Regions from separate parts of the Homo sapiens genome. Here all the other regions are linked to region 1. A link is a loop called in an ENCODE intact Hi-C map of the cell type or tissue named here. Cell type or tissue: A673. All regions are shown on one strand. Region 1 overlaps PTPRT-DT (PTPRT divergent transcript). Region 2 has its middle 68 kb from the start of SRSF6. Region 3 has its middle 48 kb from the start of SRSF6.

Region 1 (4,000 bases):
CATGAGAATCACCTGGAAGGCTGGTGAAATGAGAGCCCAGGCCCCACCTCCAGCGTTTCTGATTCAGCAGGCCTGGGGTGGGACCCAAGAACTTGTATTTCTAACACGTTCCCAGGTGAGGCTGATGCTATTGGTTCAGAAACCACACTTTGAGAATGAGTTTTAGATCAATAATTGTCAAATTGTGCTGTAAGACTTCCTCTAAAGAAAGGGTTGGCAAACTTTCTATGAAGGGCAAGACAGTAAATATTTTAAGCTTTGTGGGCCAGACTATCTTTGTCACAATCACTCACCTCTGCTGCTATATTTCAGAGAGCGGCCGTAGGCAATATGTAAATGAATACAGGGGTTTGTGTTTCGATAAAACTTTATAAAAATAGGCAGTGGTCCAGATTTGGCCCATGGGTGGAGTTTGCTAACCTCTGCTCTAGAGCAGTGCTGTCCAGTAGAACTTTCTGCAAAAAGCAGACATAGGCAGTATGTAAATGAATAAGCATGGATGTGGCACAATAAAACTTTATTTATAAAAACAGGCAGTGGGCCAGATGTGGTAGAGGTTTGGTGACCTCTGTTTTAGAGCAGCACTAATAGAATTCTCCATGATGTTGGAAATGTTCTGTATCTGCACTGTCTGATACAGCAGCCACTGGCCACCTGTGGCTACTGAGTACTTGAAATGCGGTGTGGCCAAGCACTGAAATGCTAAATTTGAACTTTAAATGACTAGTGGCTATCTGTGCCACAGCAAGAAGACAGGCTCCAATGGAGCAGCCACCCCCAACACAGGAAGTGAACCTTCCCGCCCTTCCTACATGGAGAGTCTTTGCCCTTCTTGAGCTTCAGTGTCCTCATGTGTAAGATGGGGATCAAACAATAGCTACATCACTAGACTTTCCTCACTGGACTTTATTTGATACTTTAAACATAGAATACACTCTACTAGATACATGGTTTGGAAATCTAATTAGTAAGGCACGTGGCCCCAGCAGATGTCTTCCCCCTGGTGCTCTGCTCCCCACTGGAGGGCTGACCGCTGGGGGCGAGGCAGGGCTGGGGAGATGGGGACCAGCTCTGGGGTTGTTACCCCTTTCTCTTTGTCCAGTCTCCTCCACCAGATTGTAAGCTACATGATGGCAGTTACCATGTCTGTTGTTTAGGCTGCAAACCCACAGCCCTAAGATCCCTGACACACATCAAAAGGCCAGCACACTTGTTGAAAGGATGCCCCAAGTTTCAGGTTTCCCCTAAAACTGCTCGACAGAGAGATCTGTAGCTGAAATGTCTGGACACTCCTGTCTTGGTCCCTGACACAACTGAAAGGGAAGCCACTGGGCAGATATGGAAACTGACACACGGAGAGGTCTCGCCAAAGGTTTCATGGGGTTAAGGACACAGTCCAAAGATAAGAGGCCTGCTGTCTGAGCATAACTAAAAGAGTTTGTAGGGCAGAATGCCATCTCTTACAAAGCTCACCCTGCCTCCTTCCTTCAGCACTGATGCAATGCTGGGCCCAGCCCCTAGCCAAGCAAATCTTGGTCATGTCCCAGCTCCCTGGGCTGATGGGGTCAGAGGGGAAAGAGGGCTCCCTGTGCAGGAGGGTGGGAGATGATGCTGTAACTTTCCATTAGTTCCCTCCCCTGAGAAGCCAGCTAGCTGGAAGCTTTGTGTAAGGCATCTTCAGCCCTGTGCCAGCCCTCTCTCTCCACCCCCACACCCCCATCTCCTAGCAGCCCTGTGGTAAGTGTCCAGGTTCCCTTTGGCAACTCAAGTCTTGTAGAACACATGAAGAGGAGACAACATTTCCACAATGTAAAAAGCACCACCACAGTGACCTGCGCTGGGGAACATGCCTTGAGCAGGAAGGGCCCGCTGGCCAAAGTTCCAAAGGGAAGCCCTAAGGGCTAGTGTGAGTTTCCCAGGGAGATGATACAGTGCAGGGCTTCCAGGCAGAGGGACTGGCCGGTGCAAAAGCGTGGCAGTGCTGTGGGTGCCAGAGCCTGGCCGGGCAGCAGGTGGCAGCACGTGCTACTGAAGGAGAGGGGGCAGTTTCTCGGAGTAGAGGGAGGTTTAGAAAGCACAGAGGGTCACGGTTCATGACCACGGTGCACCTGGGCAGGTAAGTCCTGGTGCAGGATCAGGTCCCACTCCACCAGCTCAGTGACTACTGAATTTTTTTTTTCCCCTCGGGGCCACATGAACCCCATTCAGACCTGGGGGATTTGTCTGCAGTGATATCACATCCCTAAAGCAGGAGTGCAGGGGGGTGCCAAAGGGCGTTGCTCTGAGGATGCTGTGAGAACTGCTATTTTATAGTTTTCCAGAAAGCTTGAGAGAGGGGATGAATTGGCAGGAGCCCAAGAAAGTGGCAACAAGTTACAAGTGTGACACCAAGCTCTTTAGTGGCTTAGAAATCTCCCCACCCGGGTCATCCCCTGGGATCTGCCATGACTGGGGTCGCTTGTGGTGGTCTTGGGTCAGGCCTCTCCTCGCACACTTCCTAACTGCTCATCTGCCCAAGGCAGGGTTAGAATGAGTGAGTGATGGAGCAAACAGCTGGAAGCTCAGCTCTGAGCAGAAGGGATCTTTCCATTCCAATTGTCCCTAAGGGCTATAGCATTGTGGTATCCCCAGAGAACAGCACAGAGTAAGGCACACAATTAAATGCACCATAAATATTGGTAGAATTATTAATCTCCAAAGCAGCTTGTAAAAGGTTCAACTCCCAGGCCACCCCCGACAGGCCTGCCAAATTCCACTCTCCCCAGCAGGGGTCTGGGAAGCAGGACTTGGAGAAATCTTCCTGGTAGTTCTTTGACCAGGCAAGTGTGGGAGGCACTGGCTGGTCCAACAGGCTAGTCCAAGCACGTCAGCTTTTGAAAGTGGTCACGGTCATGGTGGTGGTGGTGGGAGTCGGGGTCCGGAGAGGGGTGGAAGAATTTGCCTGGGATTGTAAATTGGGCTTCCATGCCAGGGAACTGGGCCACTTTACCTAGTGGGGACTGGGAACTGGGGACTGACAGAGTGACGCCCTGTGTTCTCTGCCATGCCAACTTGGGTCCAGAGCCTGGGGCTCCCCACTTTTGGAAACCCTGCCATGCTTGATTTTCACAATTCACTTACAGTCTCCCCAGTCCAGTCCCTGGTACCCCAACAAGGATGGGGGTGGGGGGCTGTGCTGACACAGAAGAAGGAGGGCTTTGGCCAGGTAGCAAAGTGTTCACAAAGTGTGAATCCCTTAAGCATTTCTGGGTATCCCTGCCCCTGGCTTTTACATCTCAGACCCCCAGCCAAGACTCAGGTACCAGCTGCCTCCCAGGACAGCAGAGAGCCAGGCTGTGGGCCGTGGGCTGCCAGGGACAGCTCCAACCCTGATCTATGGTTTTAGGCTTTCAGCCCCAACCAGGTCTTTGTTAAGACCGAGAAGAAAAGGGAAAAAGCTACAAGGTTCTGTCTCCCTAGAAAAGGAAAGGGAAGGCTGCCAGGGAAAAATTGTAGGGGGTGGGGGGATGCCTCATGCCCCTTCTGCGCCCCCTTCCGCGTGGTGGTGGGGACAAGAGAGAGATGTGGGTGAAGAAGAAGGTGGGGTGGGCGGCTAATTGAGGGGGACGACGATTGTGGCGCGGTCAGCGATGCGCCCAGAAGAGTGTGAGTGGGTTGTGTGTGTGTGCGCGCGCGCGCTCTTAGATGAAATTCTCATCTCAGGGTGTGCCCGAGACCCTGGCCAGCAGCCGCCTGCCCCAGCTTTGGGCAGACGCCCCCACCCGCTTTCGCAATTCACCTGGCCCCTTATCTTGAGTTGCGAGGGCTGCTCCCTCCCTCCCTCTTCTCGCCACCGAACCCCCATTCACCTGTTCCCCACCCCGAGTTCAAACGGCTGCTGCAGCTTCCTCCTCCCCGCACCGCCCCCGTACCTGCGCCCCCACAGGGCAGACGATGCTTGGCTGCGCGGCGCGGCGCGGGGCGAAGAGGCGAGGACCCTGCCCGGCGTGTGGGTGCGGGG
Region 2 (4,000 bases), 200 kb before region 1:
ATATCTTATGTATTTTGAAGCTACAGTTTTTCGTGAAATTATATGCTCATGGGTGGCTATTTGAAAATCTGTAATTCTTCTTATGACATTATTGTTTGCATTAACTTATATTTGTCAGGTATTAGGATGATCACCTTAGCTTTCTTTTGGTTCATATTTGTCTGCTATATCCTTTTTAATCCTTCTGTCTTCAATCTCCCTGTATCCTTTTGTTTAAGTGCTTGCTCGTAAATAGCACAGTACTGGATCTTACATTGTTCATCAAATCTTAGACTCCCTATCTTTTGCTTGATGGCAATAACCTATTTATCCTTGTTATGAATACTGTTATGTTGTGCCTATATCATAATGAACCTCTGATTTAAAAGCAAACAGCTGGCTGGGTGTGGTGGCTCATGCCTGTAATCCCAGCACTTTGGGAAGTTGAGGCGGGCAGATCACCTGAGATCAGGCATTCAAGTCCAGCCTGGCCAACACGGTGCAACCCTGTCTCTATTAAAAACAGAAAAATTAGCCGGGCTTGGTGGCACATGCCTGTAGTCCCAGCTACTCAGGAGGCTGAGGCAGGAGAATTGCTTGAACCCAGGAGGCTGAGGTTGCTGTGAGCCGAGATCGCACCACCACGCTCCAGCCTGGGTGACAGAGCAAGACTGTCTCAAAAAAACAAAAAACAAGACAAAACAAAGCAAAAAAGCAAACTGCTAATGACAGAATTGGAATATCACCATTTTACAGTCCCCGGTGACATAATGGATGCAGGTAATGATTGCCAATGGCAGCTGACAGCACAAGAAGAGACCAAAGCTGAATCTGAACAAACCTCCGGATTCAACTCCAACGGACCGAATCTACAACTCAGAAAATCTGAGGAACACGTGAAATTATATGACAGGGATGCAGACAACAAAATCCAGACTATGGGACATGTCAGGACAGACAACCAGGTTTTCTCAACAAATGAATTGCAAGGAAAAAAGACAGAAAGGAGGGGAGGCATACAGAGGAAGAGGCACTCAAAAACAGTGGGCTAGTTGCAGTGAGTGGACTTTATGAGGATCATGATTAATAAACTGTAGAAAAACATTTAAAAATTTATGAGACTGTATTATTTGATGATAAGAAATAAGTATTATTTTGTGGAATATGGTATTGTGGTTGTATTGTTAAAAATACTTATGTTACATATTGAAACATTTAGGAGTGAAATGATATAATGCCCAGGATTTAATCTGATTTGAAATACATCGGGGAGGAGAAAGTGCAGGGTGGTTAGAGAGGAAGTCGGATTGGCCATGAGCGAATTGGTGAAGTGGAACGATGGGTATCTGGGAGTTTATGACAGCTCTCTCTACTTTTGTACATATTTCAAGTTTTCCTTAATAACATATAAAAAAAATTGTGCATGGGGAAGTAAATAGCTGATCTGCTTTTTTGGGCCCGGGGCCTCCCCCACCCCATGCCCCCTTCAGAGGCCGGAGGCTGGCTGGCATCAGCTGCGTTCCCCGAAGGCGTCAGGAGGTGGCGCCACTGCTCCTCTGCCGGCTGCAACTCCGCGCCCCCAGCGCCCCCCACCGCCCCCGCCTCAGAGGCCGCCAGGGTTCCTGCTCTTCCCTACAACGCAGGGTGCGGGGAGGGAGACCTGAGGTCCAGCGCAGATTCACCCGTTTCAGCTCGTGCTCCAGGCTCTCCTAACCCTCATCTTTCAGGGCTGTGGCTGCCTGTGATGCACCTGTCCAGGCTTGGGGAAGGGACCTTGTCCTGGCCCCATGAACCCAGCCTAGGCTCCCGAGCTTCACCCTGACCTTGCGGTCTCCCTTCCATGTCCTCTGGCCTCCCCCACACCTGGAGGCGGTTAGCCTCAGTCCCCCGCAGCCCAGTTGCCCAACACCCATCTCCCGACCCCAGACTCCAATTACAGGGCTGGGCGGGTGCCCCCTCTGGCTGAGTCTTCAGGTGTGAGGCCCTCAGTAGGAGCCAGAACCATGCCTGTGGGTGGCTGTGGCTGTGGCCTTGAGCTGAGCCAGCCCGGGCCAGGGAGTCAGTAAGCCCAGGTCCCAGAGCAGCCTCCCTTGACTATGCCATGCCAGTCTAAAACATGCTGAGGCTGGAATGTGGAATAATGGTTTTCTAACCTTTTTTCTTTTTGAGACAGAGTCTCTGTCACCCAGGCTGCAGTCCGGTGGCGCAGTCTTGTCTCTCTGCAACCTCCACCTCCCGGGTTCAAGCGATTCTCCTACTTCAGCCTCCTGAGTACCTGGGATTACAGGCATGCACCACCACACCTGGCTAATTTTTGCATTTTTAGTAGAGACAGGGTTTCATCATGTTGGCCAGGCTGGTCTCAAACTTCTGGTCTCAAGTGACCCACCCACCTCGGCCTCCTGAACTGCTGGGATTACAGGCATGAGCCACCACACATGGCCGGTTTTGTAACTTTTTAAAGGAGTGGAACTCCATTTCTAGAAGCCCAGTATGTAAGATCAACAGGAGTGAAGATTCCTGGCTCTATCTGGGAGAAATTCAGTCCCTTAGGCCTCCTCTGGCCCCGCCCCCAGCCCGGGGTGAAAAACACCAGGCTTCCTGGACTCTGGGCTCCTTACGTTTCTGGCTAGCTGTCAGCCCAAGAGTTCCTACAAGCCCGTCCAAGGCTCCAGTAAGTCCTCCTGGCACTCATTCAATCCCTTCATTCATATATTCATTTATTCAACAAACATTTACTAAGCTTATACTCTATGCTAAACTTTCAGGGAGACAAGCGACCAAGATGGAGACTCTGTCCTCTGTGAGCCCACAGCCTGGTGAGCAGACACACAATCTGGGCCTGCTGTCCAAGCAGGTGGACCCCAATTCAGGGAGCACAAAGCAGAGGGTGGCTGCTGGCTCAAGGTAGTCAGGGAAGACTCCTCGGAGGAGGTGACATCCGGGTGGTCTTGAGGAAAGTCAAGGGTCCGGAAGACAGTGAGAAGCTTGCTTTCTTGATGCAGCCCTTTAGAGAGGACTCCCAGAAATGACAGCGGGGAGCGAGAACTCCAGACTGTGATTTGGGTGGAGACCAAGTGCTTCCTTGTAGATCCCCCGCCTGGCGCGTTGCATGAGCATTTATCTATCGGGCCGCCCACGCAGATGAAGCAGCGAGTCACTACTCCTTCGGAAACACCACTACAGGATGTCTGGAAGGAAATCTACTTCCCTCACAGAGGGAAATTGCCAATAATCAGTGTTGCTGAGAACACGAGTAGCTTCATGGGCCCCAAATGAAAGACTGAATCCCAAGTGTTCCTTCCAAGTGCTGGGGGGTGAATCAGTAACAAGGTGCCAAGATTGTAAGGCCCCCCTCCTTGGGCAGAATGCCTCTCCATCCACAAATAGAAACTTGCTGAGAATTTAATTAAGAACAGTGTACATAAAACTCACTGTTCCTAAGTAAACAAATATTAAGCAAGATACTTCACTTTCATGTTATGGGCTCTTGAGGGGTGAGAAAATCGGGACAGGAGGGGTGGGTGGGGAGCTCTTGAGGGGGAAGAGGAAGAAAGATTCAGACTGAGAAGAAAATAGATTCCAGGTTGGGGAGGGGAGAGAAGACGAAAGCCAGACATACACATTGCAGAGGGAACAGAGGAGAGGCAGATGGAAGGTTCTAACTTCTTCTCTGTCCAGACTTTTTTTTGTTTTTTCTTTTTTTTTTTTTTGAGATTGAGTCTCCCTCTGTTGCCCAGGCGGGAGTGCAGTGACGCAATCTCAGTTTACTGCAACCTCCACCTCCCGGGTTCAAGGGATTCTCCTGTCTCAGCCTCCCAAGTAGCTGGGATTACAGGCACACACTACCAGGCCTGGCTAATTTTGTGTTTTTAGTAGAGACGGGGTTTCACCATGTTGGCCAGGCTGATTTTGAACTCCTGATCGCTGGTGATCCACCCATCTCGGCCTTCCAAAGCCATGAGCCACTGGGCCCGGCCCAGAGTTTTCTTTTGTCTTAGATCTCCACTTTCTTGCTTAG
Region 3 (4,000 bases), 220 kb before region 1:
CTGGATATTAGTCCTTTGTTGGATGCATAGTTTGCAAATAACTTCTCCCATTCCATAGTTTGACCATTCTGTTGGTTGTTTCTTTTTCTTTTCTTTTTTTTAAAATTTTTTATTTGAGACAGAGTCTCTCTTTGTCACCCAGGCTAGAGTGCAATGGCATGGTCTCGGCTCACTGCAACCTCTGCCTCCCGGGTTCAAGCAATTCTCCTGCCTCAGCCTCCTGAGTAGCTGGGACTACAGGTGCATGCCACCACACCCTGCTAATTTTTGTATTTTTAGTAGAGACGGGGTTTCACTATGTTGGCCAGGCTGGTCTGGAACTCCTGACCTCATGATCTGTCCACCTCAGCCTCCCAAAGTGCTGGGATTACAGGTGTGAGCCAATGTGCCCAGCCTCTGTTGATTGTTTCTTTTGATGTGCAGAATATTTTTAGCTTGATATAATTCCATTTGTCTATTTTTGTTTCTGTCGCATATGCTTTTGAGGTCTTGGTTATAAATTCTTTGCCTAGGCCAATATCCAGAATAATTTTTTTCTAGGTTTCCTTCTAGAATTTTTATAGTTTCGGGTCTTACATTTAAGCCTTTAATCTGTCTTGAGTTAATTTTTGTCTATGGTGAGAGATATGGGACCAATTTCATTCTCCTGCTTATGGCTATCTAATTTTTCCAGCACCATTTTCGGAATAAGGTGTCCTTTCCTCAGTGTACGTTTTTGTTGACTCTGTTGAAGATCAATTATCATTAGGTATGTGGCTTTATTTCTGGGTTCTCTTTTCTGTTCCACTGGTCTATGTATCTATTTTTATGCCAGTACCATGCTGTTTTGGTTGCTGTAGCCTGGTTGTATAATTTAAAGTCAGACAGTGTTATTTGTTGCTTAGGATTGCTTTGGCTATTTGGACTCTTTTTTGGGTTCATATGAATTTTAACATTGTTTATTCTAATTCTGTGAAAAATGACCTTGGTATTTTGATAGGAATTGCATTAAGTCTGTTGATTGCTTCGAGCAGTATGGTAATTTTAATGATACTGATTCTTCCAATCCATGAGCATGGGCTATTTTTTCTATTTGCTTGTGTCATCTATAATTTCTTTCATCAGTGTTTTATAGTTTTTTAATAGAGATAGAGATATTTCACCTCTTTAGTAAAATATTCCTTAGTATTGTTTTCTAGTTATTGTAAATGGGATTGACTTCTTGATTTTGTTCTCTGCTTGATCACTATTGGTATATAGAAATGCTACTGGCTTTTATATGTTGCTTTTGTATCCTAAAACGTCACTGAATTCATTTATCAAACCTAGGAATGTCTTGGAGGAGTCTTTAGGGTTTTCTAGGCATAAGATCATATCATTGGCAAACAGATACTTTGATTTCCTATTTTCCAGTTTTGATGCCTCTTATTTCTCTTGCCTGCTCTGGCTAGGAAATCCAGATGTTGAATAAGAGTGTGAAAGTAGGCATCCTTGTCTTGTTTCAGTTCTTAGAGGGAACATTTCCCCATTCAGTATAATGTTGGCTGTGGGTTTGTTTTACATGGCTTTTATTATTTTGAGGTATGTTTCTTCTATGTCTAGTTTGTTGAGGGTTTTTATCATGAAGGACTGATGACTCTTATCAAATACTTTTTCTGTATTTATTGACATAATAATCTGGTTTTTGTTTTTAATCCTGTTTATGTGGTTAGTCACATTTATTGATTTGCATATGTTGAACCATCTTCGCATTCCTGCAATAAAACCCACTTGCTCTTGGTGCATTATCTTTTTGATGTGCTGTTGAATTTGGTTTGCTAATATTTTGTGAAGGAATTTTGTGTCTATGTCCATCAGGGATATTGATCTGTAGTTTTCTTTTTTGTTGTTGTTGTGTCCTTGCCTGGCTTTGGTATCAGGGTGACAATAACTTTGTAGAATGAGTTAGGGTGTATTCCCCCCTTCCGTTTTTTGGAGTAGCTTCAGTAGGATTGGTACTAGTTCTTCTTTGCACATCTGGTGGAATTGGGCTGTGAATCCATCTAGTCCTGGGTTTTTTTTTTTTTTTTTTTTTTGGCGAGGAGAGATTTTTTTTTTTTTTTGAGACAGAGGGTCTTGTTCTGTCACCCAGGCTGGAGTGCAGTAATGTATTCTTAGTTCAAGGTGGCCTTGAACTCCTGGTCTCAGGCTCAGGCTCCTGAGTAGCTGGGACTGCATGTGTGCTCCACCACACGCAGCTGCCTGTTTGCTGTTGTTTCTTGTGCATGGATGTCTATTTCTCTGCATTAAAGGATTAGTTATTTATTCCAGACTTCCCTGTCTGGCTTGTTTTGGTTTTTTGGGGGATATGTTTGCTTAGAGAGTCTTTGTAATTTACCTGTTAATTATGTTTCTTTTGTTTTTCCCTCTAGATCACTGCCTCCTTTTTGGCACTAGATGGCGCCTTAAGCTCAAGTTTGCCTCAGTTGTAGTAAATCAGATTGCTGCCTGTTCCCAAACGGGTGAGGCTCCAAAAGGGATAGCCTGGCAGCGTGGGAAGCTTTCCAGGGGTTTGCGAACAGGGAACCTGTGAAACGAACCTCCTCCCGTGTGGTGATGATGAACAGCCACTCTGATTTGGTATCTCCTTTGGCCAACGTCCAGAGCAGAGTTTTCTAAGCTGGGGATAGTAAGTCCCACCTTTGCCATTTGTCTCTGACTGTCCTTAGGGGCATTTCTCTTTCTAGGCACTCTCAATGCTTCCTGTGACTTGGGGCAGAGGCAGGTCTCCTGCCAAAGAACGCAGGATGGTGGGGAAATAGATCAAACGCCTCAATCTTAGTGTTTCCAGTGTAGAAGCTGTGAGTCAGGGGGAAGATTTCCATGTGTTTGGTGCTGGGCAGATCGGAGGGCAGAGCATTATGGATATGGAAGTCTGATCCTCTGACTGTCGGCTCAGAGTTTTTTCACTTCTCTGTAGTCCCAGGAACTGTCTCATCCTCATATTTGAGTTATGGTATATTGCTGGTGATAATCTTGGTGCTATATATTTGTTTTTGGTTTTCTGTGGGGGGTGGGGAGTGAAACCAGCTTGCTTCTGCACTGCGATTTTGTAACTGGGAGTCCAGGTTTTGTCAATTTTTGTTTCATGCATTTTTAAGCTCTATCGTTAGATGCAATTCTGATTTTTGTTCTCTTGATGAAAATGGACCATTTTACCACCATGAAATGTCCCTTTTTATCTCTGTCTTAAAGTCTACTCCATTTGAAATTAACCTAGCCCTTATTCTAGCTTTCTTATGCCCTGATTGGATGCTGTATAATGTATCTTTTCTCATCTCTTTCCTTTCAGCTATCTGTATTGTAACATTTAAAGTGTATCTCTTGTAGTTGGATATAGATTCTCCTTGTTATTGTTTTTTAATCCTGCCTTCTCTGCTTTTTCGCTGGAGTGTTTAGTCCATTTACAGATAATGTAATTATGGACATAATTTGATATAGATCTACCATTTTATTACTTGTTTGTTTTGTATATACATTTTTCCTCTCTTCATCCTTTTTGGCCTTCTTATGGGTTAAAATAAATTTTTGGAACTCCATTTTAATTTGTTAATTGGCATTCTAGCTACACCTCTTTCTATGTTTTAAAGTGGTTGCTTAGTGATTACAATATTCATTCTTAGCTTAGAGTCTACATTCTACGTAGATATAAATATTTTACCACTTCACACAAAATTTAAGAGCCTTACAACTATACACATCAGTTTACCCCCAACCTTTATGCTGTATTTTCATATATAATGTATAAAAACATTAAAACTCCCACAATACAATGTTATAATTTTTACTTTAAAGAGTTAGAAGCATTTAGAAATTAAGGAGAATGTAATATTTTATATTCACTAAATTAGTCGTTGTAACACTGCTATAAAGAACTACTGGACACTGGGTAATTTATAAAGAAAACAGATTTAATTGGCTCACAGTTCTGCAGGCTGCACAGGAAGCATGGCTGGAGAGGCCTCAGGAAACTTACAATCAT

What was found. Peaks named below come from ENCODE experiments on the same cell type or tissue, not always from the same donor. Only the 100,000 strongest peaks of a DNase experiment are listed, where the experiment ranks them.
Region 2: a loop joins it to region 1, with 4 times the contacts of the local background. A loop is called at or near these places in 13 of 110 quality-filtered maps.
Region 3: it touches region 1 in a loop (5-fold over the local background); 13 of 110 quality-filtered maps call a loop at or near these places.

What each region holds. Positions count from the first base shown.
Region 1 is chr20:43,190,162-43,194,161 of GRCh38, reverse strand. It overlaps PTPRT-DT (PTPRT divergent transcript), which reads right to left. Exons shown (of 3, transcript NR_186414.1): 1 at 3,912-4,000. Among named protein-coding and RNA genes, the nearest start is that of PTPRT-DT, 2.1 kb to the right of the region's middle. In A673, CTCF peaks have their summits at 1,795 and 1,994 (motif pointing right); no DNase peak of the experiment used is centred here; H3K27me3 peaks cover 2,897 bases.
Region 2 is chr20:43,388,019-43,392,018 of GRCh38, reverse strand. No RefSeq gene overlaps it. Among named protein-coding and RNA genes, the nearest start is that of SRSF6, 68 kb to the left of the region's middle. In A673, CTCF peaks have their summits at 1,329 and 1,531; DNase peaks (open chromatin) are centred at 2,678 and 3,098; H3K27ac peaks cover 1,185 bases.
Region 3 is chr20:43,407,907-43,411,906 of GRCh38, reverse strand. No RefSeq gene overlaps it. Among named protein-coding and RNA genes, the nearest start is that of SRSF6, 48 kb to the left of the region's middle. In A673, a CTCF peak has its summit at 2,400 (motif pointing right); a DNase peak (open chromatin) is centred at 2,446; H3K27me3 peaks cover 876 bases.